Regions from separate parts of the Homo sapiens genome. Here region 1 is linked to region 2. Evidence: read pairs that join two places in POLR2A ChIA-PET (ENCODE). Cell type or tissue: HepG2. All regions are shown on one strand. Each heading gives the region's core, and the rest is flanking DNA. Links, peaks and the distances in the headings are about the cores only.

Region 1 (2,923 bases), core at 233-2,732, 270 kb before region 2:
GGTTTCAATTTCCCCCCAATTAAAACGTTTCCTTTTAAAACTAAGCCTAAGCCATCTGGAGATCTGTATAATGTGGCATGTAAGAATGACCATCAAGATTTATTATATAACCCTCTTGAGTACACAGATTAGATTTTACTCATCCTTCTAACTTCAGTGCCTGACAAGCTAGAGTTTTAATAAATAAATATTTTTCCTGAGTGAGCAAAGTACAGAAGTGAAACATATCTTGAAAAACTCAGGAAAACACAACACAGTTATAAATGTAAGAAATATTCTCAATTTTATAAATGAGCTATGAATTTAAACAACATTCCTGTAACATCAATATTTCAGAGAGGAATTCAGCTCTCAAAGTACAAAACCTACTTGGTGTGATGATGATGCTTGGTAACTCTACTGCTATAAATTCCACTTTATTCTGTCTGGGGCCAAGGAGATAAAACAGGTGACTTTTTAGGATTTCATCTAACACCAAGGCTCTCCATTTATTGCTCTGTAACTAGGCACAGCTATCAATGGCTAAGGTGTCATTGACCATGAAAATAATTTTATTCCTGGTCTACCATTTCTACCTCAAGAGTTCCATTTGTAGGCTGGGTGCGGTGGCTCATGCCTGTAATCCCAGCACTTTGGGAGGCCAAGGCGGGTGGATCACCTGAGGTCGGGCGTTCTAGATCAGCCTGACCAACATGGAGAAACCCTGTCTCTACTAAAAATACAAAATTAGCCAGGCGTGGTAGTGTACAACTGTAATCCTAGCTACTCGGGAGGCTGAGGCAGGAGAATTGCTTGAACCCAGGAGGTGGCGGTTGTGGTGAGCCAAGAGCACGCCACTGCACTCCAGCCTGGGGAACAAGAGCAAAACTCCATCACAAAAAAAAAAAAAAAAGTTCCATTTGTAATTGTGTCACAGTTTTTGTCCTCAATATAAACCTGGTGTATACCAAGTTTTTCTTGTGGTGACTTTGTTTTGCTTCAAATTTTCTGAGAAATGACTTTACACAATTGCAAACTTTGAAATGACTAGGAGTGAGGGTCAGGTGTGGAGAGGCCATTAGAATTAATAAGACGTCTGTGTAAGATAATATTTTATAAAGGTGTAGACAGAACTTTATTTTAGTACATGTGGTAACAAAGTCTGATAAGGAGTGGTTAAAGCCATGATTTACCTCATTTCACAGATAATCACTGTGGTCAGCACATGGCAGCTCTATGCAAACACACTATTTGAAAGAACACAAAAAAGCTATGATCTTTTAATCTCATTTGTTCTAAGGATTTCAAATCCTGGCAAGTTATTTTTTTCATAGATAGTTAAGAGGTAAATTGTCATTACAAATTGCTCATTAGTGGGTTTCAAAAATGTGCCTGGCACATAGTAGAGGTTCAATAAATATCTAATGAATTAATGAGTAATGAATCACACGACTTTGAGAGTTTTATTCATTGGCCATCAGGGAAAGCAAGCCTAAGGTTTTCAAACAATAATACAGATGCTCAAAATAGTAACTATAGTTGGGACAAATTTTTTGGGATCAAGACAATGATCCAGTGCTTTTATAAGTTGATTGTGGAGTAAGCCATTTAATTGGGAGCCAGAGAAAGGAACTTTCAGAAATTTTCTGTAAGTAATAAAAATTATTAAAAAGCCTCATAAAAGTATTATTTCTGATTTCAGATAGACCCACTCCTCCTCCTCCCGCAAAAGGTGTCAGATAGCTGAACCTCAAGTTCTGCATAAACTTAATTCTTCCTATCACCACCCAAATGGCCTCCAATTATTTGATGGACAGAAAGTCAATATAGGCTAGTTATGTTGAAGAAGGTGGTAATGGTGGCCTCTCTGAGAACCTAGTTCTGGAAGTTAATTTTATAGGACTCATTTGGATCAGTAATACCTAAACCCCAAATTCAATTTTTTAGAATACATTTAAAAAGTACATACTTTGGGTACTAGCTGGATTTGAGCAGTAAGTTTCTATAGTCCGGTATTGATCAGTTTCAAAGGAGATGGGTTGCCTGGGCCTTGAGGACTTCACATTCTTTTGCTAATGTGTTTAAACTAAACTTCTTTCCCATCCAAGAAGTTTAAGGAATTGGCAAAAAGAGAGGAGTTCTGACTTTTAAAAGTCAGAAATGTAGGACTCACAGGTATAGACAGGTATATAGACAGTACATACTTTGGGTACTAGCTGGATTTGAGCAGTAAGTTTTTATAGTCCGGTATTGATCAGTTTCAAAGGAGATGGGTTGCCTGGGCCTTGAGGACCTCCCATTCTTTTGCTAATGTGTTTAAACTAAACTTCTTTCCCATCCAAGAAGTTTAAGGAATTGGCAAAAAGAGAGGAGTTCTGACTTTTAAAAGACAGAAATGTAGGACTCACAGGTATAGACAGGTTCTGACTTTTAAAAGTCAGAAATGTAGGACTCACAGGTATAGATGGAGTTTGACTGAGGAAGGCCTTGGCAAGATCTGTGAACTTATGGTAAGGCCATTGCTTTATTAGAAGTACTAACAATATCATTTATAATACAAAAGACTGGGCTAGCCTCTTGACCACATAAAGTTAACTGACTCCCACACTGGGGTATATATTCCTGTTGACAGGTATGCCATTTATTCCAATGTATGTTACTCTAGACTGGTCAGCACATTGTGGAAATAAAGGAATTTAGCAGACTCTAGAGATCACCTCAAGATTTTTTTTGGAGACAGGCTCTCTGTCACTCAGGCTGGAGTGCAGTGGCATGAACACTGCAGCCTCGACCTCCTGGGCTCATGTAATCCTCCTGCTTCAGTCTCCCGTGTAGATGGGACCACAGGCAGGCACCACTATGTCTGGCTAATTTTCTTTTTTTTTTTTTGGAGAGACACGGTCTCACTTTGTTGCCCAGGCTGGTCTTGAACTCCTGGGCTCAA
Region 2 (2,923 bases), core at 93-2,592:
CTGTATGCGTTTTTTCATTTGTCATGTAAACCATTGTTACTCAAAGTGTGGTCTGTGGACAAATCCAAAACCAGGTAAGTACAGAAATTGAGAGCAAGCATGTAGAGACGTTTATAGCAGTATAACAGTGCTTCAGCACGAAAACATTCATTCATTCATTCATTCATTCATTCAGAGACAGTCTTGCTCTGTTGCCCAGGCTGTAGTACAATGGTGTGACCTTGGCTCACTGCAACCTCCGTCTCCTGGGTTCAAGCAATTCTGCCTCAGCCTCCCAAGTAGCTGGGATTATAGGCGTGTGCCACCACACCCAGCTAATTTTTATATTTTTAGTAGAGACAGGTCTCACCACGTTGGCCAGGCTGCTTTCTGTCTCCTGGCCTCAAGTAATCGGCCTGTCTCAGTCTCCCAAAGTGCTGGGATTACAGTCATGAGCCGCTGCTCCTGGCCATGATCTTTTATTTTACACATTTCAGTCCACAACAGGTTTGGAAAACAAATACACAAGACGTATTCTTTCACCACAGTTAGAAGCACAGTTCCAAAGCATGGAATTACATTGTGGAAAATAGGTTAGTCAGTTTGACTAAGAAACATGAAGCCGGCCGGGCATGGTGGCTCACGCCTGTAATCCCTCCACTTTGGGAGGCCAAGGCAGGTGGATCACCTGAGGTTGGGAGTTCGAGACCAGCCTGACCAACATGGAGAAACCCCGTCTCTACTAAAAATACAAAATTAGCTAAGCGTGGCGGCGCATGCCCGTAATCCCAGCTACTCCGGAGGCTGAGGCAGGAGAATCACTTGAACTCGGGAGGCAGAGGTTGTGGTGAGCTGAGATCACACCATTGCACTCCAGCCTGGCCAACAAGAGTGAAACTCCATCTCAAAAAAAAAAAAAAAAAAGAAACATGAAGCCTTCCTTTAATGATGATAGTTTCTAAAGTGAATTATTTGAATCTCTTTGCATGTTTTGGCTCTGTTAATCTAACTCTTGTCTCTAAATAGATGCTGAGAGTGTAAATCTAGATGACTATAACATACACGTCATTGCAAGTGTATTCAAACAATGGCTTCGAGATTTGCCCAATCCTCTCATGACCTTTGAACTCTATGAGGAATTTCTTCGAGCTATGGGTAAGCATAGGCTTCCTGGGTTAGAGAGAAGGCCTATAGTTGGGAAAGAAATGCCATCTTGAGTATAGATTATCAAGCCATCCTCTAGTGGTTTAATTCTTATAGATTCAAAGGTAAGCTTTTGACAGTGAATACAAAACGGCTAGTATACTGTCACCTATTCAAATGTTGACTTTTTAGAGACTCATCAAAACGTTAGTGTCCTAAAAATTTTCTGAGTGAGACACTTGGTTGCTTCTTACAAAGAAATGGAAAGACTGGGGTTATAAAACAGATTAAAATATTAAAAATAAGTTTTAAGATTAGGCTTATGTTCATTTAAATTGGAAATCTAGGCAAGAACTATGTGTAAAGCTGGCTGTTTTATGCCAAGCTTAACAGGTTTCAGAGTTTAGTTTCTCAGTGCTGTAAGTGCGTAGGATATTGATAAAGGCCTTCCTAGAGGTATTTAGGCCCTGAGGATTCATAAATTATGTTGACTTTAATGGTAAATCAATCTGCTACACAATGACTGAAAAACTAGAACATCTCTATCCCCTTGCTGTTATTAAGGATTACTGTGATATAGGTTCAAACTAAGGAGACTGTTTATGAATATAGAACTCAAGCAAAAGGAGTTAAATAGTTACTGTGAGTTGCTCTTCTCCTGCCCTACAGGTACAACTACTCCTAAAACTCTGTAGCCAGCCTTCTTTGCTTCATAGTGTCTGGGAGGAAGATACACTGTATAAGGGGGGATATTTAGTCTTAGTTTCTGCTCTTACTGTTTTTAGGCCTTCAGGAGAGGAAGGAGACAATCCGTGGTGTATACTCTGTGATTGATCAACTCTCCCGAACTCATCTCAATACACTGGAACGCCTCATCTTTCATCTAGTCAGGTAACTTTAAGAAGCAAGGGAACGATTTTTAATAGTTTCTCTTGGATTATTTTAAATAGATAAGGAATTTCTCCATTTGGAAGACTGACAGGTATTTATTTTTTCTTCTATTTATAAAGTCAGTGTCTCAAACAGGTGGTTAGGATACCTTGGAGCAGAAATATTCAGCTGAGCTGGAATGCATGGCAGTTGCTTTTCTGCCCTTGTTTGAACCATGTAACAGCTTCAGCCTCATGGTGGCAGTGTGTAGTTTAGCCTGTTTTCTAACAGCTGAACTAGAAAGGATATATAATCTATTGAAATGACCTAATTCATATGAGGGGTTCAGATCATTCTCAGGAATTGACCAAAGAGGCGTCAGGAGTAGTGTCTCTTCCCCTGTGTGTAAATATCAGCAGTAGTTGAGAAGAAAGCCATCTTTATTTTTGGTTAAAGCCTCTACTCTGCATTCTTTTTTTTTTTTTTTTTTTTTTTTTTTTTTTTTTTTGAGACACAGTTTCAGTCTGTCACCCAGGCCGGAGTGCAGTGACGCAATCTCAGCTCACTGCAACCTCCGCCTCCCCGGTTCAAGTGATTCTCCTGCCTCAGCCCCCTACATAGCTGGGATTACAGGTGTGCGCCACCACACCCTGGCTAATTTTTGTATTGTTAGTAGAGACAAGGTTTTGCCATGTTGGCCAAGATTGTCTCAAACTCCTGACCACAAGTAATCTGCCCACATTGGCCTCCCAAAGTGCTGGATTACAAGTGTGGGCCACCGTGCCTGGCCGATTCTGCATTCTTTGGACATGTTCATCTAGTGATCTTGGCCTAGAGCAGGTAGGTCACAAATTTCCCTTGGGAAGCTATCGGCTGACCTAGACTGCTTCAAGGAAAGAACAAGTGAAAATACATTTTCCAGAGACAAAGG

What was found. Peaks named below come from ENCODE experiments on the same cell type or tissue, not always from the same donor. Only the 100,000 strongest peaks of a DNase experiment are listed, where the experiment ranks them.
Region 1: POLR2A ChIA-PET joins it to region 2 with 10 read pairs; 5 of 35 experiments call an interaction of 5 or more read pairs at or near these places.

What each region holds. Positions count from the first base shown.
Region 1 is chr15:72,121,511-72,124,433 of GRCh38, reverse strand. The region is part of intron 1 of SENP8 (SUMO peptidase family member, NEDD8 specific); the gene reads right to left. Among named protein-coding and RNA genes, the nearest start is that of SENP8, 4.6 kb to the right of the region's middle. In HepG2, for the core only: no CTCF peak of the experiment used is centred there; no DNase peak of the experiment used is centred there.
Region 2 is chr15:71,850,343-71,853,265 of GRCh38, reverse strand. MYO9A (myosin IXA) reads left to right here. Exons shown (of 42, transcript NM_006901.4): 36 at 1,006-1,134; 37 at 1,908-2,013. Among named protein-coding and RNA genes, the nearest start is that of NR2E3, 41 kb to the right of the region's middle. In HepG2, for the core only: a CTCF peak has its summit at 2,255 (motif pointing right); DNase peaks (open chromatin) are centred at 1,105 and 2,245.